7 separate regions of the Homo sapiens genome follow, and regions 2, 3, 4, 5, 6 and 7 are each linked to region 1. The links are chromatin contacts, found by Hi-C or POLR2A ChIA-PET in ENCODE. All regions are on one chromosome and are shown on one strand. Each heading gives the region's core, a stretch centred on a gene start or an enhancer-like site at or near the end of the contact. The rest is flanking DNA. Distances are from core to core; before and after follow the strand shown.

What was found. A loop is a pair of places that touch in the nucleus more often than their neighbours do. ChIA-PET counts read pairs that join two places held with the same protein, here RNA polymerase II (POLR2A). Pooled maps may share reads with other maps.
Region 2: a loop to region 1 is called in a pooled map, with 7 times the contacts of the local background. The contact joins the promoter of ANGPTL6 here to the promoter of CARM1 in region 1. A Hi-C loop is called at or near these places in 4 of 37 single-sample maps with no recorded cell type and 8 of 50 pooled maps. POLR2A ChIA-PET finds 5 or more read pairs at or near these places in 1 of 52 experiments (activated CD8-positive, alpha-beta memory T cell).
Region 3: a loop to region 1 is called in a pooled map, with 12 times the contacts of the local background. The contact joins the promoter of DNMT1 here to the promoter of CARM1 in region 1. A Hi-C loop is called at or near these places in 6 of 50 pooled maps. POLR2A ChIA-PET finds 5 or more read pairs at or near these places in 2 of 52 experiments (OCI-LY7 and RWPE1).
Region 4: a pooled map shows a loop between it and region 1 (18-fold over the local background). The contact joins the promoter of ECSIT here to the promoter of CARM1 in region 1. A Hi-C loop is called at or near these places in 1 of 168 maps with a recorded cell type or tissue (ascending aorta) and 12 of 50 pooled maps. POLR2A ChIA-PET finds 5 or more read pairs at or near these places in 1 of 52 experiments (OCI-LY7).
Region 5: a map with no recorded cell type shows a loop between it and region 1 (4-fold over the local background). The contact joins the promoter of S1PR2 here to the promoter of CARM1 in region 1. A Hi-C loop is called at or near these places in 4 of 37 single-sample maps with no recorded cell type and 4 of 50 pooled maps. POLR2A ChIA-PET finds 5 or more read pairs at or near these places in 1 of 52 experiments (CD8-positive, alpha-beta memory T cell).
Region 6: a loop to region 1 is called in a map of naive thymus-derived CD4-positive, alpha-beta T cell, with 27 times the contacts of the local background. The contact joins the promoter of PRKCSH here to the promoter of CARM1 in region 1. A Hi-C loop is called at or near these places in 1 of 168 maps with a recorded cell type or tissue (naive thymus-derived CD4-positive, alpha-beta T cell), 6 of 37 single-sample maps with no recorded cell type and 19 of 50 pooled maps. POLR2A ChIA-PET finds 5 or more read pairs at or near these places in 3 of 52 experiments (B cell, GM12878 and WTC11).
Region 7: a pooled map shows a loop between it and region 1 (22-fold over the local background). The contact joins the promoter of RAVER1 here to the promoter of CARM1 in region 1. A Hi-C loop is called at or near these places in 2 of 37 single-sample maps with no recorded cell type and 10 of 50 pooled maps. POLR2A ChIA-PET finds 5 or more read pairs at or near these places in 2 of 52 experiments (OCI-LY7 and WTC11).

What each region holds. Positions count from the first base shown.
Region 1 is chr19:10,869,744-10,873,262 of GRCh38, reverse strand. CARM1 (coactivator associated arginine methyltransferase 1) reads right to left here and starts at 1,710. Exons shown (of 16, transcript NM_199141.2): 1 at 1,341-1,710. The coding sequence starts at 1,560. C19orf38 (chromosome 19 open reading frame 38) reads right to left here. Exons shown (of 7, transcript NM_001136482.3): 7 at 3,473-3,519. RefSeq lists an enhancer at 261-440 and silencers at 1,181-1,390, 1,481-1,530, 1,661-2,450.
Region 2 is chr19:10,100,821-10,104,339 of GRCh38, reverse strand. It overlaps ANGPTL6 (angiopoietin like 6), which reads left to right and starts at 1,662. Exons shown (of 6, transcript NM_031917.3): 1 at 1,662-1,772. RefSeq lists enhancers at 1,483-1,532, 1,603-1,652.
Region 3 is chr19:10,192,947-10,196,465 of GRCh38, reverse strand. It overlaps DNMT1 (DNA methyltransferase 1), which reads left to right and starts at 1,513. Exons shown (of 41, transcript NM_001130823.3): 1 at 1,513-1,646. The coding sequence starts at 1,567. RefSeq lists an enhancer at 1,080-1,309 and a silencer at 1,570-1,809.
Region 4 is chr19:11,527,608-11,531,126 of GRCh38, reverse strand. ECSIT (ECSIT signaling integrator) reads left to right here and starts at 1,993. Exons shown (of 8, transcript NM_016581.5): 1 at 1,993-2,065.
Region 5 is chr19:10,229,581-10,233,099 of GRCh38, reverse strand. It overlaps S1PR2 (sphingosine-1-phosphate receptor 2), which reads left to right and starts at 1,769. Exons shown (of 2, transcript NM_004230.4): 1 at 1,769-1,896. MIR4322 (microRNA 4322) reads right to left here and starts at 2,687; the gene lies at 2,615-2,687. RefSeq lists enhancers at 1,215-1,264, 2,411-3,125, 3,065-3,144, 3,225-3,274 and silencers at 1,465-2,124, 2,835-2,884.
Region 6 is chr19:11,433,627-11,437,145 of GRCh38, reverse strand. PRKCSH (PRKCSH beta subunit of glucosidase II) reads right to left here and starts at 1,511. Exons shown (of 18, transcript NM_001289104.2): 1 at 1,440-1,511; 2 at 950-1,105; 3 at 641-757. The coding sequence starts at 1,028. ODAD3 (outer dynein arm docking complex subunit 3) reads left to right here and starts at 2,025. Exons shown (of 13, transcript NM_145045.5): 1 at 2,025-2,373. The coding sequence starts at 2,130. RefSeq lists enhancers at 954-1,173, 1,424-1,833, 1,407-1,906.
Region 7 is chr19:10,331,260-10,334,778 of GRCh38, reverse strand. RAVER1 (ribonucleoprotein, PTB binding 1) reads left to right here and starts at 1,250. Exons shown (of 13, transcript NM_133452.3): 1 at 1,250-1,490. The coding sequence starts at 1,272. It overlaps ICAM3 (intercellular adhesion molecule 3), which reads left to right. Exons shown (of 7, transcript NM_002162.5): 5 at 1-251; 6 at 371-619; 7 at 720-1,003. The coding sequence ends at 922. RefSeq lists enhancers at 1-225, 850-989, 1,230-1,449, 940-1,856, 1,857-2,773 and a silencer at 1,622-1,845.

The sequences.
Region 1 (3,519 bases), core at 461-2,960:
TGAGGATAAGCCCTGGGACCCTAGTTTTGGAAACGCTGCCCCGCTTTGTTCTGTTCAGGACAAAGTTGGCTACCAATGCTTGCCCAGTGAATAGGTTTTGCTTATGATCTGGGGTTCTGTTGAGCTGAGTGTCTGCCTTGAACTCTGAAACCCCCGCTGAAATACCCTCCTTCCCCTCTCATCTGGTCCAAGAAGACCCAGGCTCTGCACCAGCAAAAAGAGACGGCACCCTCGGACAGCAGACACAACTCCTTTAGTCCACGTTTTCAAAGTCGAGGTGCAGGGAAAACCCAGTGTGAACGGACTGCTCCTCGGGCTTTCCTTTAATCGGGCCGTTTCCAAAGTGGCAAAAAATTCACACAGGACCCAAGCTAGCTAGAGGCCTCCTGAGGGGTTCCCCAGGGCATCAGTGCAAGAAGCCCTGAAAGACAAAGCCAAATGACACAGAGTAGCAAAATGTGAACAAGGAATCAAAGAGAAGAGATAAGAAGGAGTAACAAGAAGAAGAATGAACTACAAAGACTGGGAGCGGGGGTGGGGGGTGCTGGCAAACGCATTTGTGATTTTCTTTTCCCCCCAGTGAAATGTCAGTTTTGAAAGCAGCTTCGGAAAATGTAACCAGCTTCTCACATCCCCCAAAAGAAGATGGGAGGAGGCTGTTAGCTCTTACTTCGAAGCCCGGCATCAGGAAGGGGCCCGTCCCGTCCACGTTTCCACGAGGAGCTCACCCTGCGGCTCCCACCGTCCCCGCATGGGCCCTCTCCCCAGATCCTGAAGTTTCCCATTCGGGGGTCCTGAACGCCACACCTCGCACAGCGGTGGAACTCGGTACTCGCGGGCGCCCCAGACCAGCAAACACTTTCCAACCGTCCTGAGCTATCCAGGGGGTCCCCAGAGGGATCCCGGGCCGCCCACGCCCCACCCTCCTCCCTGCAGAGGCGGCCACGCCCGCCCCCGAGACGCCCACCTCTCCCGCACCCCGGACCTCCCTCCCCCACGCTTAAGCCCACCACGCCTGGCGTCCTCCAAATTCCCCTTCCACTCAGAGCCCCCCACTTCCTGCTCACCCACCCCTCCCAAATCTCAGGCCCTTCACTCCCCATTTCGCGCTCCCTTGCTCACTCTGGGCACCTTGCCCCTCCGGCCACCACGCACGCCCTCTTTTCTCTGTCTGTCCCCTGGCACCGGCCCTCCACGGTCGCTCCCTGCAGGCCACCGGCTCAGTCCCGGGGACCCCACGCCAGGCCCCCGCGCTCAGGGCCCCTCCCCGCCGGCCCCCGCCCCGGGCCGGCCTCGTGAGCAGCCCCGGCCCTGCGCCTGCCCCGGGGCCCCGTACTCACGGCTGTAGAGGGCGATGCCCGCCGAGTCCGGGCCGGCGCGCACCTCGAGGCGCAGCGCCTGCTGCTCCGCGTGCCGCTGGATCTCGCCGTTCGCGTCGCCGATGGTGAGGAGGCGGGCGCCGGGGAACACCGACACGGTAGCGCAGGGCCCCGCGCCGCCCGGGACCGCCGACCCCGCGCCGCCCGCGCCCGGCCCCACCGCCGCCGCCGCCGCTGCCATCTTAGATCCGGCTCCAGGCCCCGCCGCCGCCGCCGCTGCGCCCGGGCCCAGGCCGCCGCCGCTGCCGCCGCCGCCGCCGCCGCCGCCGCCGCCGCCGCCGCCGCCGCCGCCGCTGCCGCTACCGCCGCCGCAGCCGCCGTGCAGGCCGAGGCCGAGCCGGGCAGCGCCGCCTGCCGGCCACGCGCCGCCTCGCCGCCGCCGCCGCCACCGTCGCCGCGGCCCGGCCCCGTGGCGCAGCGCCCTCTGCCGGCCGTCCTGGGCGCGGGGAGCTAGCGAGCGAACGAGAGGGCACCCCGTGGGGCGGGACCGGCTACGCCCCGCCCCGCGAGAACGGTCGCCGCTTTGTGAGGTGGCTCCACCGCCCGGGAACTGCGGGGCGGGAGGGTACGTCGGGGGCGGTGCTCGGGCGCGCGGGCACGCCCCTCGGAGGCCTGGGCCCCGCCCCCAGGCCGGCGCCTCATTAACGGCTGCTTTCGAGTGAGGCGGTGCGGGGACGGCGGGGGCGGTGCTCGGCCGCGTGGACACGCCCTGTACCCCGCCCCACACAAGCAGCCGCGCGTCGTGATGCGGCTTCCCTGCCCCGACCTGGACACGCCCCTGAGACTGGGCCCCACCCCCCCGGGCCCGCCCGGCTTTGTGAGGCAGCCCTCAGGGAGGCGTGGCCCAGCCGCGACGAGGCCCCGCCCCCGTGCCTGCCCGCGCCCTCCCACCCGGACTCGCTTTGTCAGCCGCCCCGCTCTGGGGAATGGGCGGGGGAAAGGGCGTGGCCAGCGCCCGGGCCTCGCCCCCAACCCTTCCCCCCACCGCCCCCGCACCGACGATTTCCGATGAGCCCTGGCCTCCAGGAGCAACCTGAGCCCGGTTGAAAGGACCCCTCCCCGACATTCGACCGCTCCTCCTCCCTTCCCCATCATCTCTGCCCACATTGCCTTCTTAATCCTTAATGTTTGACTGTCTCCTTTCGCACAAGATATCCTTTGACCCCCTCCTCTCTCAGCCCCTCCTCCAACGATGCTGAGTCCAGCCTGGCCCGGCGCAGGGCCCCTCTCCCGCCACACAAACCCGTCTTCTCTCTGCATCCCCCTTCATTTTGGGTGGCCCCATCTCTTTTGGGCGACCCAGTGAGCTTGGGCCACTTCCTAGCACTCCAGCTTTAACTCTTCCCTAGACCTCATTTACGCCTCATTCCTTTTTTTTTTTTTTTTTTTTCTTTGAGACGGAGTCTCGCTCTGTCTCCCAGGCTGGAGTGCAATGGCTCGATCTCAGCTCACCGCAACCTCCGCCTCCCGGGTTCAAGTGATTCTCCTGCCTCAGCCTCCCGAGTAGCTGGGACTACAGGCATGCTCTACCACGCCCAGCTAATTTTTTATTTTTAGTAGAGACGAGGTTTCACCATGTTGGTCAGGCTGGTCTTGAACTCCTGACTTCAGGTGATCCGCCCGCCTCGGCATCCCAAAGTGCTGGGCCTACAGGCATGAGCCACCGCGCCCGGCCCCTTTTGTTTTTTGAGACAGGGTCTCACTGTGTTGCCCAGGCTAGAGTGCAGTGGTGCCATCATAGCTTACTGCAGCCTCAACCTCCTGGGCTCAAGCAACCCCCTGCCTCGGCCTCCCAAAGTGCTGGGATTATAGGTGTGAGCCACTGCGAGGGGCCCTCATTCTCCTTCATGTCCCTCACCCGTAGCCCCTGTCATTCCACCTCCTAAACCCTCTAATGCAAGTACCGTTGCAGAGACCCTGGCATGGCACTGCTGCACTCCCCACACCCCCAGGAGGCTCCGCATACACCACCCTGACTGCCCTTGAGAGATGCTTCAAATTTGGTGAATTCAGACACGCTCCACCCCCCAGCCATCCAACCATGGGATCCAGAGGTCCCCAGCTTGAAGGATTCCACTCCATAGAGGCCTGGGAACACCTTGACCCGTGTTATAATTAATAACTTAAGCAAGCCAGCAGG
Region 2 (3,519 bases), core at 413-2,912, 770 kb after region 1:
ACACACACACACACACACACACCACACACACAAACAAAACAAAAAAAACACCAAAGAAAGATAGCTATCACTGTACATATGAATACTGTCCAGGATATCAGATCAATTATCAAATCCAAGGTCTCTGGTGTTTTGTCTCACAGTGTTGAATATATGAATGCTTCTCTATTATACTGACTTGTATTATTTTCAACAAATAATTATGTGGACTCAAAATCTTACATTTTTATTTCTTTTCTTTTTTTTTTTTTTTTTTTTGAGACAGAGTCTTACTCTGTCGCCCAGGCTGGAGTGCAGTGGCTCACTGCAACCTCCGCCCCCCGGGTTCAAGCGATTCTCCTGCCTCAGCCTCCTGAGTAGCTGGGATTACAGGCATGGGCCACCACACCCGGCAAATTTTTGTATTTTTAGTAGAGACGGGGTTTCACCATCTTGGCCAGGCTGGTCTCGAATTGCTGACCTCGTGATCTGCCCACCTTGGCCTCCCAAAGTGCTGGGATTACAGGCGTGAGCCACCGCGCCCAGCCTTACATTTTTATTTCTAATTATAAAATCCAGATTAATCCAAAAAACATAAATCACATGTAACTGAGGTAGGGTTTTCACTTTAAGAATATATTGTTTCTATCACAATTTAAAAATTTACAGCTGTGTCTTTTATATTTATTTTTTATTTTAATTAATTAATTCCTCACTTTATTATTATTTATTTATTATTTATTTATTTATTTATTTATTTATTTTTGAGATGGAATTTCAGTCTTGTCGCCCAGGCTGGAGTGCATGCGGTTGCTCGATCTCGGCTTACTGCAACCTCCACCTCCTGGCTTCAAGCAATTCTCCTGCCTCAGCCTCCCGCGTAGCTGGGATTACTGGCGCATGCCACCATGCCCAGCTAATTTTTGTATTGTTAGTAGAGACGGGGTTTTAGCATGTTGGCAAGGATGGTTTCGAACTCCTGACCTCAGGTAATCCACCTGCCCCGGCCTCCCAAAGTGCTGGCTTTCAGGCATGAGCCACTGCACCCAGACTTTCGCTGGGTGTTAATGTGTGCGTGCGTGCAAATGTGTGTGTGTGTGTTTGTGTCCACTCTGTTATGTGCCCATATGTGTGTGACAGCTGTGGTGTACATGTGTGAGTTTCTGAGTCAAGCTACCTTGGCTGGCTCCCATCCTGGTCTCTTTTTGGCTGTGTGACCGCAGGCAAGTTGCTTACCCTCTCTGAGCCTCAGTTTTCCCTGCTGTAAAATGAGGGTACATACAGAATCCAGCTCAGGTTGTAAGGATCAAATACGTAAAAGGTGTGGAGAGTTTAGAGCCAAGCCCTACACACGGTAAGTCCCCAGTGATGTTCCTCTTTCTATGTGTGGTGTGTGCGTGTCTGGGGCTGGGATCACGCCTGGCTGCCCCAGGGCCTGCAGCCTCCCACGCTCTGGGCTCTGCAGTGGAGGGTGTGGGGGAAAGGGAGGGATGTCCAGGACACTGACCTGTGTTATCAGGCTCTGGTGGCCTGGGCAGGGGGGTCTGGCAATTCTGTCTCATTTCTCATTCGGGAAATGCTAAATATTTATAGTTTGGGCTCCTGGGCCCAGCATCCCAGCTCCACTCCCAGGCTCTGGGGGCTGGGGAGTGGTTACCAAGCCTCCTCTCTCCTTCTGTCCCACTGCCCTCTCCCCGTCTCTAGCTCAGAGGCCCCACTGGACCCTCGGCTCTTCCTTGGACTTCTTGTGTGTTCTGTGAGCTTCGCTGGATTCAGGGTCTTGGGCATCAGAGGTGAGAGGGTGGGAAGGTAGGTGGAGGTTGATTCTCACTGTGGGGAAACTCCGACCACAGCTTGGCTTGGGGGCCCCCAGGCCACCCCGCCACCCCAGGCTGAGAGTGTAAAAGGCAGCGGGTGTTATACACACGTCCCAGTTCTGGGGGGTTGCTCAATCTCTGTTGTGGGGGGTGGGGCATGTCAGTGATCGGGGACAAAGAGAGGACCCTACCCCCGGATCCTTGTGAGCCCCTGCTTGGTGTCTGAGTCCAGAAGTAAATGTGGCCATCTCCAGCCCAGAACCCTCCATGGCTCCTGCCTGACTCAGAGTAAAACCCAAGTCCTCCTCCGGGCCCACAGGACCCTTCACACTTTGCCCTGACACTTCTTACCTCCTCCTGCTTCCCCCTTCTCTCTTCCGGCCTCATAGACATTTCTGCCATTTCTTTTTTTTTTTTTTTTTTTTTTTGAGACAGAGTCTCGCTCTGTCACCCAGGCTGGAGTGCAGTGGCGCGATCTCAGCTCACTGCAAGCTCCGCCTTCCGGGTTCACGCCATTCTCCTGCCTCAGTCTCTGGAGTGGCTGGGGCTACAGGCGCTCGCCACCATGCCCGGCTAATTTTTTTTTTTTTTTTTGTATTTTTAGTAGAGACGGAATTTCACTGTGTTAGCCAGGATGGTCTCGATCTCCTGACCCCGTGATCCACCTGCCTTGGCCTCCCAAGTGCTGGGATTACAGGCGTGAGCCACCGCACCTGGCCTTTTTTTTTTTTTTTTTTTTGAGCCTTGCTCTGTCGCCCAGGTTGGAGTGCAATGGCGCAATCTCTGCTCACTGCAACATCGGCCTCCTGAGTTCAAGTGACTCTCCCACCTCAGCCTCCTGAGTAGTAGCTGGGATTACAGGCATGCATTACCATGCCCAGCTAATTTTTGTATTTTTAGTAGAGACGGGGTTTCACCATGTTGGCCAGGCTGGTCTTGAACTCTCGACCTCAGGTGATCCTCCCGCCTCGGCCTCCCAAAGTGCTGGGATTACAGGCGTGAGCCACCGTGCCTGGCCCCTTTCTGCCATTTCTTGGGTGCAATCTCCGGGCCTTTGCACCTGCTGTTCTCTCTGCCTGGAATGCTCTTCCTCTTCTCTCTCTTCCATCAGGTCTTTGTGAAAGTGTCCCTTATTCTTTATTTTATTTTTATTTTTATATTTAGTAGAAATGGACTTTCACCATATTGGCCAGGCTGGTCTCAAACTCCTAGGCTCAAGCAATCCTCCTGCCTTGGCCTCCCAAAGTGCTGAAATTACAGGCATGAGGCACTGTTCCAGTCAAGTGTCACTTCTTCTGTGAGGCCTTTCCTGACTCCTCTATTTTATTTTTTTTTGAGACAGAGTCTCGCTCTATTGCCCAGGCTGGAGTGCAGTGGTGCAATCATGGCTCACTGCAACCTCTGCCTTCCGGGTTCAAGTGATTCTTGTGTCTCAGCCTCCTGAGTAGCTGAGACTACAGGCGCGTGCCACTACGCCTGGCTAATTTTTGTATTTTCAGTAGAGACAGGGTTTCGCCACGTTAGCCAAGCTGGTCTCAAACTCCTGGCCTCAAGTGATCCTCCCACCTCAGCCTCCCAAAGTGCTGGGATTACAGGCACCTCGGCCTCCCAAAGTGCTGGGATTACAGGCACCTCGGCCTCCCAAAGTGCTGGGATTACAGGCGTGAGTCAGCACACCCAGTCCTGACTCCTCTATTAAATGTCCCCCACCTCCGGGACTGTC
Region 3 (3,519 bases), core at 264-2,763, 680 kb after region 1:
AAAGACACAATCTTTCCCCCATGTTCTGGTGCTTTAAAAAAAAAAAAAATTCTGGCTGGTTACGGTGGCTTAGGCCTATAATCCCAGCACTTTGGGAGGCTGAGGCAAGTGGACTGCTTGAGGCTAGGAGTCCCAGACTAGCCTGGCCAACATGGTGAAACCCTGTCTCTACCACCGAAGATACAAAAATTAGCCAGGCGTGGTGGAGTACGCCTGTAATCCCAGCCTACTAGGGAGGCTGAGGCATGAGAATCGCTTGAACCTGGGAGGCAGAGGTTGCAGTGAGCCAAGATCTCACCACTGCACGCCAGCCGGGGTGACAGAGTGAGGCAGGGTCTTACCCTGTCGCCCAGGCAGGAGTCCAGTGGCCCAATCATGGCTCATTGCAGCCTACACTGCCAGGGTTCAAGCCATCCTCCCACCTCAGCCTCCCAAGTAGCTAGGATTACAGGTGTGTGTCACCATGCCCAGCAAATCTTTGTATTTTTTGTAGAGATGGGGTATCCCTATGTTGCTCAGGCTGGTCTTGAACTCCTAACCTCAAGCGATCCTCCCACCTGGGCCTCTCAAAGCACTGGGATTACAGGCGTGAGCCACTGCGCCTGACATGGTGCTTCTTAATTTATTCTTACTTTTTATTTTTATTTTTTTGAGACAAGGTCTTGCTCTGTCTCCCAGGCTGGAATGTAGTGGTACAATCATGGCTCACTGCAACCTCTGCCTCTCCGGTTCAAGTGATCTTCCTGCCTCAACCTCTGGAGTAGTTTGGACTATGGGCACATGCCACAACGACTAGCTAATTTTTGTTTTTCTTTTTTTCTTTCTTTCTTTCTTTCTTTTTTTTTTTTTTTGAGATGCAGTTTCTCTATGTTACCTAGGCTGGTCTAAAACTCCTGGGCTCAAGCGATCCTCCCACCCTGGCCTCCCAAAGTGCTGGGATGACAGGCGTGAGCCACGTGGTGCTTAAAAAAGGCAACAAAAAACCCCCCACACACTGGGTATAGAAGTGGCATGGGCCTCTATACACTGTGAGATTCTTGGTACTAGCTACAAATTCTGTGTATACTCAAGATTTTCTAGAGTAGGTGCAATTACCCCGTTTTACAGATGAGGACACAGAGGCTGAGCCGTAGTGACCCACCTAAGGTCGTATAGCCAGCAAATAGATGGAGGTTGGATTGGAACTGAGGACTTTACTCAAGGGCTCTCACAAACCCTTGGGGGCTTCTCGCTGCTTTATCCCCATCACACCTGAAAGAATGAATGAATGAATGCCTCGGGCACCGTGCCCACCTCCCAGCAAACCGTGGAGCTTGGACGAGCCCACTGCTCCGCGTGGGGGGGGTGTGTGCCCGCCTTGCGCATGCGTGTTCCCTGGGCATGGCCGGCTCCGTTCCATCCTTCTGCACAGGGTATCGCCTCTCTCCGTTTGGTACATCCCCTCCTCCCCCACGCCCGGACTGGGGTGGTAGACGCCGCCTCCGCTCATCGCCCCTCCCCATCGGTTTCCGCGCGAAAAGCCGGGGCGCCTGCGCTGCCGCCGCCGCGTCTGCTGAAGCCTCCGAGATGCCGGCGCGTACCGCCCCAGCCCGGGTGCCCACACTGGCCGTCCCGGCCATCTCGCTGCCCGACGATGTCCGCAGGCGGTAGGTACCATGGGGGGGAACACGGACTCAGGGGGACAGGCAGGGCGCTGGGTGGGGGGTCGCTTCCCCTCGGGGTGGCCGGTGGCCGCTGCTGACAGACGGGCGCGCATGCGTGGGGTGGTGCGGCGCGCAGCGGCAGTTGGCGCGGGCAGGGTGGCACTTCCGGTCGCGCGTGCCCGGGCTGTTTGGCGCCAAAATGGACCGTGGATTCCCCCGTAGCTCCCTGGTGGCTAGAAACTAGGCGGGGTGGGGGTTCTCTTTTGATCCCCAAATACAGCAAGCTTTGGGTTCGTTTCCGGGGTCCCCTTCTTCAAGCAGCGGTGGGCCGGGCTCTTGACTCCAGCTTGGTCGCACAGGAAGTGGGCAGCCCGCGGCCAACGGACACCCCTCGGGCACCGGCACTTCGGCCTCCACTTCCGGTGTCCGGCCCGGTCCCCGGGGGCGCTTCTGTGGTGGGGGGTCCCTCAGTGCCTTTCCCCCAAAGCTGTGCATCTCGATGGCGGCCTCCAGAGACGGATGTCACCCGTCGGGGCCTGGGCTGGGCTGGCTCATGTTCGAGAGCCCAGCCTTCCGTGGGGTACTCATTCTGTCAGTTGGGACTGTGTGGTTCTTGCTCCTTGGGAAAGTCCATGTTTTGGCAGGAACTTTAACCGTGCATTGCAGCGCAGGGCCCGGGAAGCGTGAAGGCTGCATGGTTGGTCTTTTCCTGTAAATCTGTGCCTGTGAGCCGTGGGCATCAGGGAAGTCTTGCTAATGAGAACTGGCTACACTTTCGTGTGTGTTTGTGTGTGTTCATGGGTGTGTTCTTTAGTGTGTGTCTAATGTTGGAGGCCCTGGCTTTAGCAGTTCATGCCTCTGTCCAACTTCCGTGCACAAGGATCAGTGGGAGCACTGGTCCCAGCCCCTTGTTCATGAACGCCATCAGTTCATTCCTGAAAACTTGTTCAAGTGAGGTGTGCGTGAGTCAGAGGAACCCTCACCAGGCGTGGACACTTCCAGCTGGATTTGTGAAAGCACTCTTTGCCATTTTTCTATTTCCTTAGGCTTGTTAACTGACCTGGTTGGGCCAGTCCGGTTCTGATTTGGGTCTTTGGGGAGGGATGGATATTTGGTTCAACCCCCGCTTTTTTTCTTTTCTTTTTTTTTTTTTTTTTGAAGGCTGGGTGCTGTGGCTTATGCCTGTAATCCCAGCAATTTGGGAGGCAGTGGCGGACGAATCTCTTGAGCCAGGAGTTTGAGACCAGCCTGGGCAACAAGGCAAAACCCCATGTCTACTAAAAATACAAAAATTAGCCTGGAGTAGTGCCGTGCGCCTGTGGTCCCAACTACTCAACAGACTAAGGTGGGAGTATCACTTGAGCCCCAGAGGTTGAGGCTGTGTGTAGCGAGCTGAGATCGCGCTATTGCACTCCAGCCTGGGTGACAGAGTGAGACCCTGTCTCAAAAAAAGAAACACTTTTTATTTTTAGAGATGGGTCTCACTCTGTTGTCCAGGCTGGAGTGCCCTGGCACAATTATAACTCACTGTAGCCTTGAACTCCTGGGCTTAAGGGATCCTCAGCCTCCTGAGTAGCTGGGACCACAGGCGCCCACCACCATGCCCAGATGACTTTCTTAGTTTTTGTTTCTGTATACGTGAGGTTTCACCATATTGCCCAGGCTGGTCTTAAACCCCTGCCCTCAAGCAGTCCTCCTGCCTTTGTGTCCCAAAGGTTAGGATTACAAGTATGAGCCATCATGCCTTAACTACTACTTTTTTTTGTTTGTTTGTTTGAGATGGAGTCTCATTCTTTCACCCAGGCTGGAATGCGGTGGCGTGATCTCGGCTCACTGCAACCTCCACTTTCAGGGTTCAAGTGATTCTCCTGCCTCA
Region 4 (3,519 bases), core at 744-3,243, 660 kb before region 1:
GCTTGAGCCCAGGAGTTGGAGACCAGCCTAGGCAACATGGTGAAACTCCATCTCTACTAAAAATACAAAAATTAGCCGGGTATGGTGGCATGCGCCTGTAGTCCCAGCTACTCGGGAGGCTGAGGCAGGAGAATTGCTTGAATGTGGGAAGCGGAGGTTGCAATTAGCTGAGATTGCACCACTGCACTGCAACCTGGGCGACAGAGCCAGACTCCGTCTCCAAAAATAAAATAAAATAAAATAAAATAAAATATTAAAAGACTAGTTCTGGAAGGATAAATAAGAAAACAAAAGCCATGACCACCTCAAGAGAAGGACACCAATAACTCTGAAGGCCACAGCCAGGTCAGCGACCCCATCATCTTACCCACTCCCCAGCTAAGCAGAGCTGACTCTGCTTGCTTGTAGCTGCGGGAGCCTGGCAGAGGGCAGTAGCGCTCCCAGCCGCTGCCCACGTGCCTGTCAACTTGCCAGAGAGGAGTGCTCCAGCCAAGCAGCTGATTGGCTACAGGTTTTCTCAGATTGCCCAATCACAAGAGTTCTGATGAGGTGGATGTCCTGCGGCTGCGCAGAGTCCTTGAGGCATCCTAAGGGTAGGTTCTTGCATCCTAGTCTCCATGCCAGCTCACTGCGCCACAGAGGCTGAGGGACTGCAGAAATGGGCTTATGAGGGCAGATAGCCTTCCTTCCCGGGGGACACTGTTATTGCCAATAGCCCATTTTATGTGCTTATCCACCTTAGTTATTAACAGCCTAAATCTGGTGCTTTCTGGGGGAGACCAGGAGCCCCCATTACTCAATCTCACCTCGTTTTATCCCATTTCCTCCAAAGACTCCACTCCGACCACACAGAGTCTTTGCTGTTGTTCCCAGTGCCAAAAGCGTTCCCCAGATATCCAGATGGCTCACTCACTTCCTCCGGCCTTTACTCAAAGGACACCTCACTGAGGCCTTCCTATTTATTTATTTACTGAGACGGAGTCTCACTCTGTCGCCCAGGCTGGAGTGCAGTGGTGCTATATCGGCTCGCTGCAACCTCCACCTCCTGGGTTCAAGCAATTCTCGTGCCTCAGCCTCCCGAGTAGCTGGGATCACAGGAGCACGCCACCACGCCCCACTAATTTTTATTTATTTATTTATTTTTTGAGACAGAGTCTCGCTCTGTTGCTGAGGCTGGAGTGCAGTGGTGTTATCCTGGCTCACTGCAACCTCCGTCTCCCGGGTTCAAGCGATTCTCCTGCCTCAACCTCCCGAGAAGCTGGGATTACAGGCACCCACCACCATGCCCTGCTAACTTTGTATTTTTAGTAGAGACGGGGTTTCATCATGTTGGCCAGGCTGGTCTCGAACTCCTGACCTCAGGTGATCCGCAGGCCTCGGCCTCCCAAAGTGTTGGGATTACAGGCGTGAGCCACCGCGCCCTGCCCTATTTATTTATTATTACTATTTTTAGAAACAGGGTCTCACTCTGTTGCCCAGGCTGGAGTGCAGGGGTGCAATCATGGCTCGCTGTAGCCTCGACCTCCAGGGCTCAAGCGATCCTCCCGTTTCAGCCTCCCGAATAGCTGGGACTATGAGCATGCGCCATCATGCCCAGTTAATTTTTAAATTTTTTGTAGATAAGGGGGTCTCGCTATGTTGCCCAGGCTGGTCTCGAACTTCTGGCCTCCCAAAGTGCTGGGATTACAGGCATGAGCCACCGTACCGGCCCCCTTTCACTTTTTGTTTTTTTTTAATTCATTTTCTCATTTCAGCCGCTGGGGCCTGCGACTGGATTCATAGACTATGACTCCCAAGTCCAGCCTCCCGGGCCATTTCAAGGTTCCCAGGTCTGGAGTGCGTCTTGCCTCATTAGAGGCTGGGCCTGGCTCGTTATGAGGCGGGTCCCAGATCCTTCCGCCTTCCTATTGGCCCACCTCGCGTTGTGGGCGGGACCTATTACACCAGCTTTCTTGATTTGCTACCTCCCTGGAGCTCCCTGACCCGGACGCTCTCTGGGCCAATATGGCAGCGCCCAGCAACAAGACAGAGCTGGCCTGGAGTCCGCGGCTGGCCGCGTGAGTAGGTAGGTCGCGCGCGGGTAGGCGAACGCGAACTGCTGGGCTGCAGGCGGGCCCTTCAGGACCCGGCAGCGCGAGAGGGCAGCCCTGGAGGGACCCAGCTGCAGGGCCAGGGCGCCATGACCTTTCGTAGTGGGGGCGGGGACGCGCTGGGAAAGGCCGCCTGTCTTGTGCCAGCCGCCTCACGCCCCCAGTCTCCCATTTTGCAGATGACCTCGCGAGAGGTCACGCCGCAAGTCGGCAACCGGGCAGGATTTGGAATCCGCGTCTGCCTTTTTCCCCCAAGAGACCCAGAATCCTGGCAGCCGGTTTCAAAGCTGTTGTACGTACACCATACCTCGGGGTTCAGATTTATAGGTGTTTTTTTGAAATTGAGGCTTGTTTCCGTTCAGTTGTTACTCGTTAGGCATCTGTCATATACCAGGCACTGTCCTTGGTGCTGGAGACACAGCAATGAGGAAGATAGATAAAAATCTCTCATCTCCTGGGGGAACCAGACTTTGAACAAATTAGAAATAAACGAAACAGGTGATTTCAGATACTGATAAGTTACTAAAAATGCGTTAATGGTGTCGGGAATTTCGCTTGAGCCCAGGAGTTTCGAGACCAGCCTTGGCAACATAGCAAGACCCTGTTCTCTACAAAAAATTATCTGGGCGTAGTGGTGCACGCCTGTAGTCCTAGCTACTCGGGAAGCTGAGGTGGGAGGATTGCTTGAGCCCAGGAGGTTGAGGCTGTAGTGAGCCGTGATTGTGCCACTGCACCCCAGCCTGGGCAACAGAGCAGGACCCTGTCTCCGAAACAAAAATTAATAGGGTGATGAGGGCTTTTAGAATGTGGGGAATGGGAGATGGTCAAAGAAGACCTTTCATTGAAATGACCAGAGACAGCTGTGGGCAGATCTGGAGGAAGAAAGCTCTAGACAGAGAGAAAAGCAAGTACAAAGGTTCTGAGATGGGATAAACTTAGTTTCTTTCAGAAACAGTGTAGCTGAAGCTGCCAGTGGTAGGAGTTGAGTTTAGAGGGGTAGACCCTATCTGATTTTATTTATTTATTTTTATTTTTTAGAGACAGGATCTCACTTGTTCGTCAAGCCTGGAGTGCAGTGGTGCAGTGCACTCCATAGCTCACTGCAGCCTCAAACTCCATGGCTCAAGTGATTCTCCTGCCTCAGCTTTCCCAGTAGCTGGAACTACAGGTGCACACCACCAGGTCCAGCTAATTTTTTAAAATAATTTTTGTAAAGATCGTGTCCTGCTATGTTGTCCAGGCTGGTCTTGAACTCCTGGGCTCAAGCGATCCTCCCCACTTGGACTTCCAAAGCACTAGGATTATAGGCATGAGCCACTGCTCCCTGGCTATTTATTTATTTTTAGAGACAGGATCTCAGTATGTTGCCCAGGCTAGAGTGCAGTGGCTATTCACAAGTGCAGTCATGGTTCACTGCAACCTCTAACTA
Region 5 (3,519 bases), core at 520-3,019, 640 kb after region 1:
TGTAATCCCAGCACTTTGGGAGGCCAAGGCGGGCAGATCATGAGGTCAGGAGATCGAAACCATCCTGGCCAACATGGTGAAACCTCCATCTCTACTAAAACTACAAAAATTAGCTGGGCATGGTGGCGCATGCCTGTAATCCCAGCTACTCAGGAGGCTGAGGCAGAAGAATCGCTTGAACCCGGGAGGCAGAGGTTGCAGTGAGCCGAGATAGTGCCACTACATTCCAGCCTGGCGACAGAGCTAGACTCTGTCTCAAAAAAAAAAAAAAATCCATCTGGTCAAGGAGTTTTTCCTTTTTGTTGCTGTTGTTGTTGTTCACTGCTGTGCCCAGTAGGTGCATAAAAAATATTTGTTGCCAGGTGCTGTGGTTTACATTTGTAATCCCAGCACTTGGGGAGGCCGAGGCAGGCGGATCACTTGAGGTCACGAGTTCGAGACCAGCCTGGCCAACATGGTGAAACCCTGTCTTTACTAAAAATACAAAAAAATCAGCCAGGCGTGGTGGCACGCGCCTGTATTTCCAGCTACTTGTGAAGCTGAGGCACAGGAATAGCTTGAACCTGGGAGGCAGAGGTTGCAGTGAGCTGAGATGGCACCACTGCACCCCAGCCTGGGAGATAAAGGAAGACTCTGTCTCAAACAAAAAAATTTTGTTGCTGGAATGAGGGGCTTTCCTATCCTGTTGTCGAACTGCTGGTTACACACACACACACACACACACACACACACACACACACACACATCATTCGATGAAGGTGTAGTGTCCATCATTTCCGCAGGCAGGCACACAGAAATGCCCAGGAATTAGTGAAAATTGGAAATCTGGATAGAAGACTGGGCCCGACGCTGGAAGGCAGGCACAAACTGGGCCCCGCCAGAGGGGACAGTGATCTACAGAGGCAGGAAAGAGTGTGGAGTGTCCCCAGTCCCCCAAGGGAAACAGGGCAGCACCTGAATTCTGGAGGTCCTATCAAGGGAGAGACTGGTCAGGCACAGTGGCTCACGCCTGTCATTCCAGCACTTTGGGAGGCTGAGGCAGTAGGATTGCTTGAATGCAGCAGTTCAAGACCAGCCTGGGCAACACAGCGAGACCCCATCTCTACAAAAAACTGCAAAAAATTAGCCAGGCATGATGGCGCACCTGTAGTCCCAGCTACTCTGGAGGCTGAGGCAGGAGGCTGAGGCTCCCGTGAGCTATGATTGAGCCACCACACTCTGGCCTGGATGACAGAGCAAGACCATGTCTCAAAAAAAGAAAAAAAAAAAGAGATCAATTTTGTCTTTGGGACAGGACATCGCACTTAGTAGGAATTTATTTGTTGGGTGGACACACAGTAGGCACTTAATGCCTATTTGCTGCGTTGACACCTAGTAGGTACTTCCAAGGCTCTTTGTTGAGTCAATAAATGTGACCTCGTGTTTTCTTCCAAGTCCAGGGTCCCAGGGGTAAGCCCAGAGGTAACCTGGGGTTGAAGACAGTTGTTTCAGGTTGAGGCCACCTGGCCAGGAGTACTGTGACGTCACCAGGCTGCGTGACGTTTCGCGCCGGCCGGTTCTCACGGGTGGGGGCTGGGAGGGGCAGAGTGAGAGATCGGGTGGGGGGGGCGGACAAAGGGCCCTCCGTGCAGCTCCTGTCGGCCCCCGCGTGCGCCCCGGCCAGCCGGCCGGTCACATCTGGAATTCATTGCAGCCGCCGCCGGAAAGGGGAGGAGAGGAGGGCGGGGCGAGCGGGGGGCAGAGGCGGCGGCTCTCCGCCCCCCCCTCTGTCCCTCGTCCCAGCCCCGGGACTTAGCCGAGCCCGGCTGGCAACCCCAGCCCCAGCCGCGGCCGCCCTGGGGACGCAGACGCCAAGGCCCCTCCGGCCAGGGCCGGGAGCCGGGCCGGCCTAGCCAGGTGAGCGCGCGTGGCGACAAGGAGGCAGAAAAGGCGGGCCTGGTCCCCTGAGGTCTCGGGATCCGAGCTGAGGGGCCCCAATCGGGGGGCTGGGGCGCGCACGCGCCGCCTGGGTTCCTGCTGCACGGAGCGGGTGGTCACAGTGCGCCCTCTCCAAGAATCCGGGCGGCCCCCACTGCCTCGGCCGCGAACCCGCAGACTGTGCTCCCCGCCTTTCTCAGCGGCAGGAAGTTGGCGCCGGGGAGAAGGCTGAATCCGAGCGCTTTCGACTGGAGTCTTTGGGAGGCAGGACGCCGTGCTCGGGGACCGGGGTCTTGGGGAGTGTGTTTGGGGGGGGGCAACACCCCTCCTGGCTGACTCCGGCTGAGCGAGGGCAAAAGGATGTGCGCGCCGTGGAGCCTCCAAGCCAAGGGGCGGCACCCACGGGGAGGGCGGTCGGACGTCGGGCTTTCTGCCTCGGTTTCCCCAAGTTGTTTGCCTCCTCCGGTCCCCCGGCGGGGGGCGTGGCTTTGTTTTGTAAGGAAAGAGAAAGTGACTGCGTGGCTCAGACGCCTCCTCTTTCAACTCCGGCTCAGGGATGGGTCGTGGGTGAAGGCGCGCGTGGCGCGGACCTCGCGTGGCCCCGAGCCGGGCGGAGCGTCGGAACTCGCCCCCTTCTCAGGCACGGGTTGACTCACCCGGGGATTTCCACCCCCTCCTCTGTCTCTGTCCTTGTCAGATGCTCCGGGCCCCACGCGCTGAGCCCACAGTCCCCCTCGTGGGGCGACACGGCCAGGCGCGGAACTCGCGGTGCAGCTGCTGCTGCGATCTGGTCCCCCACCCCCAGTCTTCCCAGAATCTCGAGGCGGGACCCCTGGCGGGACGGAGAGGAATCCTTCCAGTGCCGCTTGGAGACGTGGGGGCCCCGCGCGTGTGGCGGTCTCGGGGGCGGGGGGGAGAGGAGGCGTGGCTCCCGCGCGAGCGAGCGTGGATACCGCGCATTCCTAAACCAGATAAGGAGGCCGAGAGTGCGGGCCAGCACGGGGTCGGGTCCTGCTGCCATCTCCATGGAGACACGCTGGGCTTTGCCTGGTTGATGGTGGGCGATGGGGGCGCTGCCCGCGGACCAGAGGTGTCTCCAGGCTCCTTTGTTGCTGTTTGGGTCTGGGCTGAGCTTAGGAGTTTCCACCCTTGGGAACCCACTAGGGTCTCCTTTGTTCATTGGTTCATTCATTCATTCATTCATTTGCCCATTCCACACGTTTTCTGAGTGTTTTATTTGTGCCAGGCATCCCTGTAGGGGCTGATAACTGACTTGCTCCCTGGCCTTAGGCATTGACTGTCTAGGTGGAAGCCAGACAGAAAAGGAAAGATATCATGATAGTTTCCCATAGTGGCAAGCGCTGTGCAGATAATAAAACGAGATTCTGTGATTAGAAAAGGCTTGGAGATGGCTGCTATTGTAGACTGGGGGTCAGGGGAGTCCCCTCTGAGGAAGTGACCTTTAAATAGAAAGGTCACTTTCTATAAGGTAGGGTGGCTACCACGGGCTCCATGGGTGACCAGGGGGAACTGTAACCACAGGGCCTGCCTTTCTGAAAGATGGGGAGACAGTCATTCAAAGATTTGAGGAAAGGCCAGGCG
Region 6 (3,519 bases), core at 262-2,761, 560 kb before region 1:
GAGAACGGTGTGAACCCGGGAGGCGGAGCTTGCAGTGAGCCGAGATGGCGCCACTGCACTCCAGCCTGGGAAACAGAGCAAGACTCCGTCTCAAAACAAAAACAAAACCAAAGACACGGTCTCATCCAGGCACGGTGGCTCACACCTGTAACCCCAGCACTTTGGGAGGCCAAGGCAGGAGGATGACTTGAGCCCAAGAGTTCCAGGCTGCAGTGAGCTACGATCATGCCACTGTACTCCAGCCTCAGCAACAAAGCAAGACCCTGTCTCTTCAAAACACACAAAAACAAAAAGCCAGGGTCTCCCTTCACCTCTGTCTCCTGCTGGATTGCTCTTGGCCCCACCCTGTCTCCCACTTCTAGGGGTTTGCCCGTGTTGACCCCTCCATCTGCAGCACCTTCGGGATTCAACTGAAACCTCACCTCCTTGGAGGAGCCTTCTCTGACCCCGAGGCTTGGGAGGAGGACGACTCTGGGCTCCTCCAGCTGCCCGGGGCCATAACACTGACCACTGACTTCTGAGCTTGTTTCTGCCCACTCAAAGGGGAGCCAGCAGAGGTAGTATCTTGGTCACACAGACAGGGCCTGGCACTGAGCAGTGTTCAATAAACATCTGATGGATGAACAGAGAAAAGGCTCACCTGGCTCGTCAGAGCCATCTTTGCAGTCGCAATAGTCATCGTTGACCTGATCAAATGGGATGGTGGCCGAACCGTCCAGGCAGGTGAAAGGCTTGGACTCATCGTAGAAGTGATGATCTGCGGGGTACAGGAAGCTCAGCCCAGGGCAGGTAAGCGCCTTCTCCACCAAATACCACCTCTGTCCTCCCATCCCCACCAGCGGAGCACTACCGGGAAACTGAGTCAAAAGGCTGTAAATGCCTATCCCTAAGGCCCAATGTTGGCCCCTCCCACCTCCAGCCTGGCGGGAGGGTGAACAGGAGGACTCACTGGTGAGGGAGACGCCCCGGGGCCTCTTGACCTCCACGGCCCAGCACATGGGTAGCAGCAGCAGCAGCGGCAACAGCATCTCACCAGACGCTCTGAGGCCCGAAACGGGTTCTGTGGGAGGAAGCCTACAGCGGGGAGATGCGCTGTGTCTTCACGCTGCAGGAAGAAAGCGGATCCCGGTCAGTGGGAGAGGGCTACTTCCAGCCAATTGGATTCCTCCATCGCTTCCAGGCAATGAGGCCTCACTTTGTTTCCGATATGGGGGCGAGGGGCAGCGATCTCCCCAATCCTGGCCAGTCTCACTTTGCTCAAATCAATGGCGAGGATCTCAAGATCTCAAAACCTCCGCTCCCTGTGCCCAATTGTGACCCAATTCCCGCCAACAGACCAAAGGGATTAACAGCCTCCGCCGTCCACACCCACACATGCACCCTCCGGTTGCCCCCTGTAAGAAACTGAGGTGCCCTCCCACCCGCTCGTTCACACCTACACGAGGCCGGAGCAAAGGTCAGTATCCACCGCACCCCTCTTGTCCAGCAGCCGCGGTTCCTGCTGCAGAAAGAAAGCGGAAATTTCTGGACCCCGTCACTTCCGGTCGTACGTTCCGCACCGGGAACGGAGACTCAGGGTCGCCATGTTGGGAGAGGCAGGAGTGGGGGCGGTGCCAGAGCCGAGACGGCCATCTTGGGCAGGACTGTGAAACCTTAGAGAGGATAGTTCTGAGGGCTAGCTCTTAATGGCGGCGCAGCGTACCTCCATCTTGGGAGTGGCGGCTTCTCAAGCCGGAAAGAAAGTTCCTGAAAAATGCCCGCGAACCCCCAGGGGCGGGATAAGGTTGGGGGAGGTAGGGAAACGGAATGAGCACGTGACCCCAAAGTGTCCAGACCCTCCGTCCTGCGGCGCGGCTCTACCCCGCCCACTGTTGGGACCGCCCCTCTATGCAGCCTCAGCCAATGAGAACGCAGTGTCAGCCACGGAACGCGGGTGATCTCCATGGAAACAGTGGAGAGAGACGGGGAGGCGGTTACCTGGCAACCGAGAGATGCGGAGCGCAACCACCTAGCGGTCGGAAAGTGCATTTTTCAGAGCCCTAGGAATCCGAGCTGACGGATCCCTGACAGGGGCGACTGACTCCTAGTTATCCCCCTAACCCCTAGGGGCCTTCAGCCCCAACCCCATCATGACATCTCCTCTGTGCAGGGCGGCCTCCGCCAACGCCCTGCCTCCTCAGGACCAGGCTTCGACGCCCTCTTCCAGGGTCAAGGGCAGGGAGGCTTCGGGCAAACCCAGCCACCTCCGAGGCAAGGGCACAGCCCAGGCGTGGACCCCAGGCCGTTCCAAGGGAGGATCCTTCCACAGAGGTGCAGGGAAGCCCTCTGTGCACTCTCAGGTGGCTGAGTTACATAAAAAGATACAACTGTTAGGTAAGATGGCTCCAGAGGGTACAGAGGGTCAGGGGTCAACAGTGCCCATCCAATCTTCATGGTGTGACAAAGGTATTTCTCCAGCATGAGTCTAGGTAAACCGTTTCTGGGCAAAAACTCATACTTAGTTCATGTTTTTCCTTCTCTGTCTCTTAAAACTTCTCATGGGTTCAGAACCGACTGAACTGTACTTCATACTTTCTTGTAATTTATTTTCTCTATTTTTTTTTTTTTTTTTGGCAGAATCTCACTCTGTTGCCAGGTGGGAGTGCAGTGGAACGATTTCGGCTCACTGCAACCTCCGCCTCCCGGGTTCAAGCGATTCTCCTGCCTCAGCCTCTTGAGTAGCTGGGACTACAGGCACACGCCACCACGCCTAACTAATTTTTGTATTTTTAGTACAGAGGGATTTCACCATATTGGCCAGGGTGGTCTCAATCTCTTGACCTCCCAAACTGCTGGGATTACAGGCGTGAGCCCGCCTCGGCCTCCCAAACTGCTGGGATTACAGGCGTGAGCCACTGCACCCGCGTTTTTTTTTGTTTTGTTTTTTGTTTTTTGAGACAGGGTCTTGCTCTGTCGCCTAGGCTGGAGAGCAGTGGCATGATCTCGGCTCACTGCAACCTCTGCCTCCAAGGTTCAAGCGATTCTCGAGCCTCAGCCTCCTGACTAGCTGGGACTATAGGTGCGTGCCACCACACCTAATTTTTATATTTTTAGTAGAGACTGGGTTTCACCATGTTGGCCAGGCTGGTCTCGAACTCCTGATCTCAAGTGATCCACGGCCTTGGCTCCCAAAGTGCTGGGATTACATGTGTGAGCCACCGCGCCCAGCCTTCTTTCTTTCTGACAGGGTCTTGCTCTGCTGTTGAGGCTGGAGTGTAGTGGTTGGATAACAGTTCACTGCAGACTTGACCTCCTAGGCTCAAGCGATCCTTCCACCTCAGCCTCCTGAGTAGCTGGGACTACAGGCATACACCACTGTGCTTGGCTAATTTTCTTACTTTTTGTAGAGATGGGGTCTCACTATGCTGCCCAGGCTGGTCTCAAACTCCTGGGCTCAAGCAATCCTTCCTCCTCAGCCTCCCAAAGTGCTGGGGTTACAGGCATGGGCCGCTGCACCTGGCCTGAGCATAGATTTTTAGA
Region 7 (3,519 bases), core at 1-2,500, 540 kb after region 1:
CCTAGGACCCATTGTGAACCTCAGCGAGCCCACCGCCCATGAGGGGTCCACAGTGACCGTGAGTTGCATGGCTGGGGCTCGAGTCCAGGTCACGCTGGACGGAGTTCCGGCCGCGGCCCCGGGGCAGCCAGCTCAACTTCAGCTAAATGCTACCGAGAGTGACGACGGACGCAGCTTCTTCTGCAGTGCCACTCTCGAGGTGGACGGCGAGTTCTTGCACAGGAACAGTAGCGTCCAGCTGCGAGTCCTGTGTGAGTCGGTCACCCTGACCTTTAATCCCTCCACCCCTGCCCTGGAAAGATTAGACGCTCCTCTGCACCACTGTGCCTCGGGTGTGTTGGGTGTCTGATCACACATGGTGGTTCCACAGATGGTCCCAAAATTGACCGAGCCACATGCCCCCAGCACTTGAAATGGAAAGATAAAACGAGACACGTCCTGCAGTGCCAAGCCAGGGGCAACCCGTACCCCGAGCTGCGGTGTTTGAAGGAAGGCTCCAGCCGGGAGGTGCCGGTGGGGATCCCGTTCTTCGTCAACGTAACACATAATGGTACTTATCAGTGCCAAGCGTCCAGCTCACGAGGCAAATACACCCTGGTCGTGGTGATGGACATTGAGGGTGAGCTAACACGGGGCTGCGGGTCTGGACCGGTAAGCCGGGGGGCGGGGGGGTTGGAGACAGAAGGGACGCATATTGACTTAGCGCTTTCTCTGCACAGCTGGGAGCTCCCACTTTGTCCCCGTCTTCGTGGCGGTGTTACTGACCCTGGGCGTGGTGACTATCGTACTGGCCTTAATGTACGTCTTCAGGGAGCACCAACGGAGCGGCAGTTACCATGTTAGGGAGGAGAGCACCTATCTGCCCCTCACGTCTATGCAGCCGACAGAAGCAATGGGGGAAGAACCGTCCAGAGCTGAGTGACGCTGGGATCCGGGATCAAAGTTGGCGGGGGCTTGGCTGTGCCCTCAGATTCCGCACCAATAAAGCCTTCAAACTCCCTAATCTGTGGTTTGATTCCACCCGCGCTGCAAGTCTCTCCCACCCAGGTGCACATCCACTGAGTAGCGTCGCTGCGACGGAAGGGGGCGGGGCCTGTGGCGCGCAGACGCAGCTTGAACTCTTGAGAGGTGGGCTGGGGCTTAGCCAACGGGGCAAGGGGGGCGGGAAGGAGGTGGGGTTTCTCCCAGCCAATCGACGGGCGCGCCCTCGTTGCCGCTCTATGCCGCTCCGCCCCGGCTCGCTGGTCCCAGAAGGCGCCGGGTTTCCCAAGATGGCGGCGGACGTGTCCGTTACTCACCGGCCCCCGCTGAGCCCTAAGTCTGGGGCCGAAGTCGAAGCCGGCGATGCCGCGGAGCGCCGGGCGCCGGAAGAAGAGCTGCCGCCTCTAGATCCAGAAGAGATCCGGAAACGCCTGGAACACACCGAGCGCCAGTTCCGTAACCGCCGCAAGATACTGATCCGGGGCCTCCCGGGGGACGTGACCAACCAGGTATTGGGGGGGGCGGTGTAGGAGCGTGGCGGGAAATACCACGGTGCGCGTGCGCGGGGGGAACCGGGCGACACCAACGCTGAGGTGCGCGGGGGTCGTTGGCGGGGGCGCCCAAGCACCGGATCCACGCGGGATCGGGAGAGACCAAGAGCGGGACGTGGGGGGGCGATGATGAAAGGGGAAACCGACTGCGAAGTGAGGGAGGGCGTTGCTAGGGGCGACCACAGGCTTGGGCGACACCAAGTGATGGAAGCGGGCGGGGAATGGAAGGGGGCGGACAGCTTTGGTCCTGTTGGGGAATTGTGAATGGGCTGGTACATTGGACCACCAGTTGCCCCCTGCTTGGATGATGCTTTTCTCCACCCACTCTACCACAGGGTGGCGGGACCTCACATCCAGAAGTTTCAGGACTGCGGAGAGTACGCCCCTCCATATCACGCGTTTATTCACTGCTCTCAGAGATAAATCCGGAAGTTAACAGCAGCCCCTGGGTCTCAGCCCCCAAAACCTCAGGATTAATTTGGGAAAATGGGGTCTTCTGCCACCAGCCTACAGACCTACAGGAAGGAAGCGAGGCCTGTGTTCTATGGAGCCCCTCGTGGCTAATCTTCCTGCTAGGAGTGCCCTTCTCATGGGGCCAGCATGGGGCAGCGCTTCCCAATGCTCTTTGGACCCAGGGAAATGGCATCTATACTGCCCTGCCCTATGGCGGTGAAATAGGTTCTCGCTTCCTGCTGCTGAGATTCCCTGCTCTCCGGCCCACCAGCACACCGGGTGGGCACGTGGCTAGTGGAACCCCAGGGATGTTGGGAGGGGCTGAATTTGGGGACAGATCGGGACAGGGATCATTAAGGATGGTCAGGTTTCTTTCTGGGTCTTCCTCTCAGTGTCTGCAGTCTCTCAGCTGGGAACACATTGTCTCTCCTGCAAGATGCACAGTGTGTCTGGTCCCAGCAGGCGCCAGCACTTTGCCTTCAAAGCTGGCTTGAGAGGCTGGGCATGGTGGCTCATCCCTTTAATCCCAGCACTTTGAGAGGCTGAGGCAAGAGGCTGTATTGAGCCCAAGGGTTCGAGACTAGCCTGGGCGGTATAGTGAAACCCTCATCTCTACAAAAAATTTTTAAAAATTAGCCAGGCATGGTGGTGCGTGCCTGTAGTCCCAGCTACGCAGGAGGCTGAGGTGGGAGGATCACTTGAGCCTAGGAGGTTGAGGCTGCAGTGAGCTATGATTGTGCTACTACACTCTAGCCTAGGTGACAGAACAAGACACTATCTCTAAAAAAAAGAAAAATAAATGAGCTGGCTTGGAAGAGGGCAGCTTTATCAGCAGGAGGAAATTGGGAGGCATGTGAACCCACACAACGTGGGGCTTACTAGAAGGTGGGCTCCCCAGTCAGGTACCCATGGGTGGCTGCGCTGCCCAACTGCATGGCCTCCAGCAGATCTCTTCACTTCTCCTAGCCTAAGTTTTCTCATATACAACATGAGTTTGTTAATACTTCACTTACAGAGTTGTTGGAAACAGTGAATCTTGCAAAAGGAGGTTCATGCAGGTTAAATGGCTTCCCTAAAGGCATACTCTTTTTTTTTTTTTTTTTTTTTTTGAGACGGAGTCTCACTCTGTCGCCAGGCTAGAGTGCAGTGGCTTGATGTCTGCTCACTGCAACCTTCACCCCTCGGGTTCAAGCAATTGTCTTGCCTCAGTCTCCCGAGTAGCTAGGACTACAGGTGCACGCCACCACAGCCAGCTGATTTTTGTATTTTTAGTAGAGATGGGGTTTCACCTTCCTGGCCAGGATGGTCTCGATCTCTTGATCTTGTGACCCGCCTGCCTCAGCCTCCAAAGTGCTGGAATTACAGGCGTGAGCCCGGCCTCTTTTTTTTTTTTTTTTTTTGTTGTTGTTATTTTTTTTTTTTTTTTTTTTTTTTTTTGAGACGGAGTCTCGCTCTGTCGCCCAGGCTGGACTGCGGACTGCAGTGGCGCAATCTCGGCTCACTGCAAGCTCTGCTTCCCGGGTTCACGCCATTC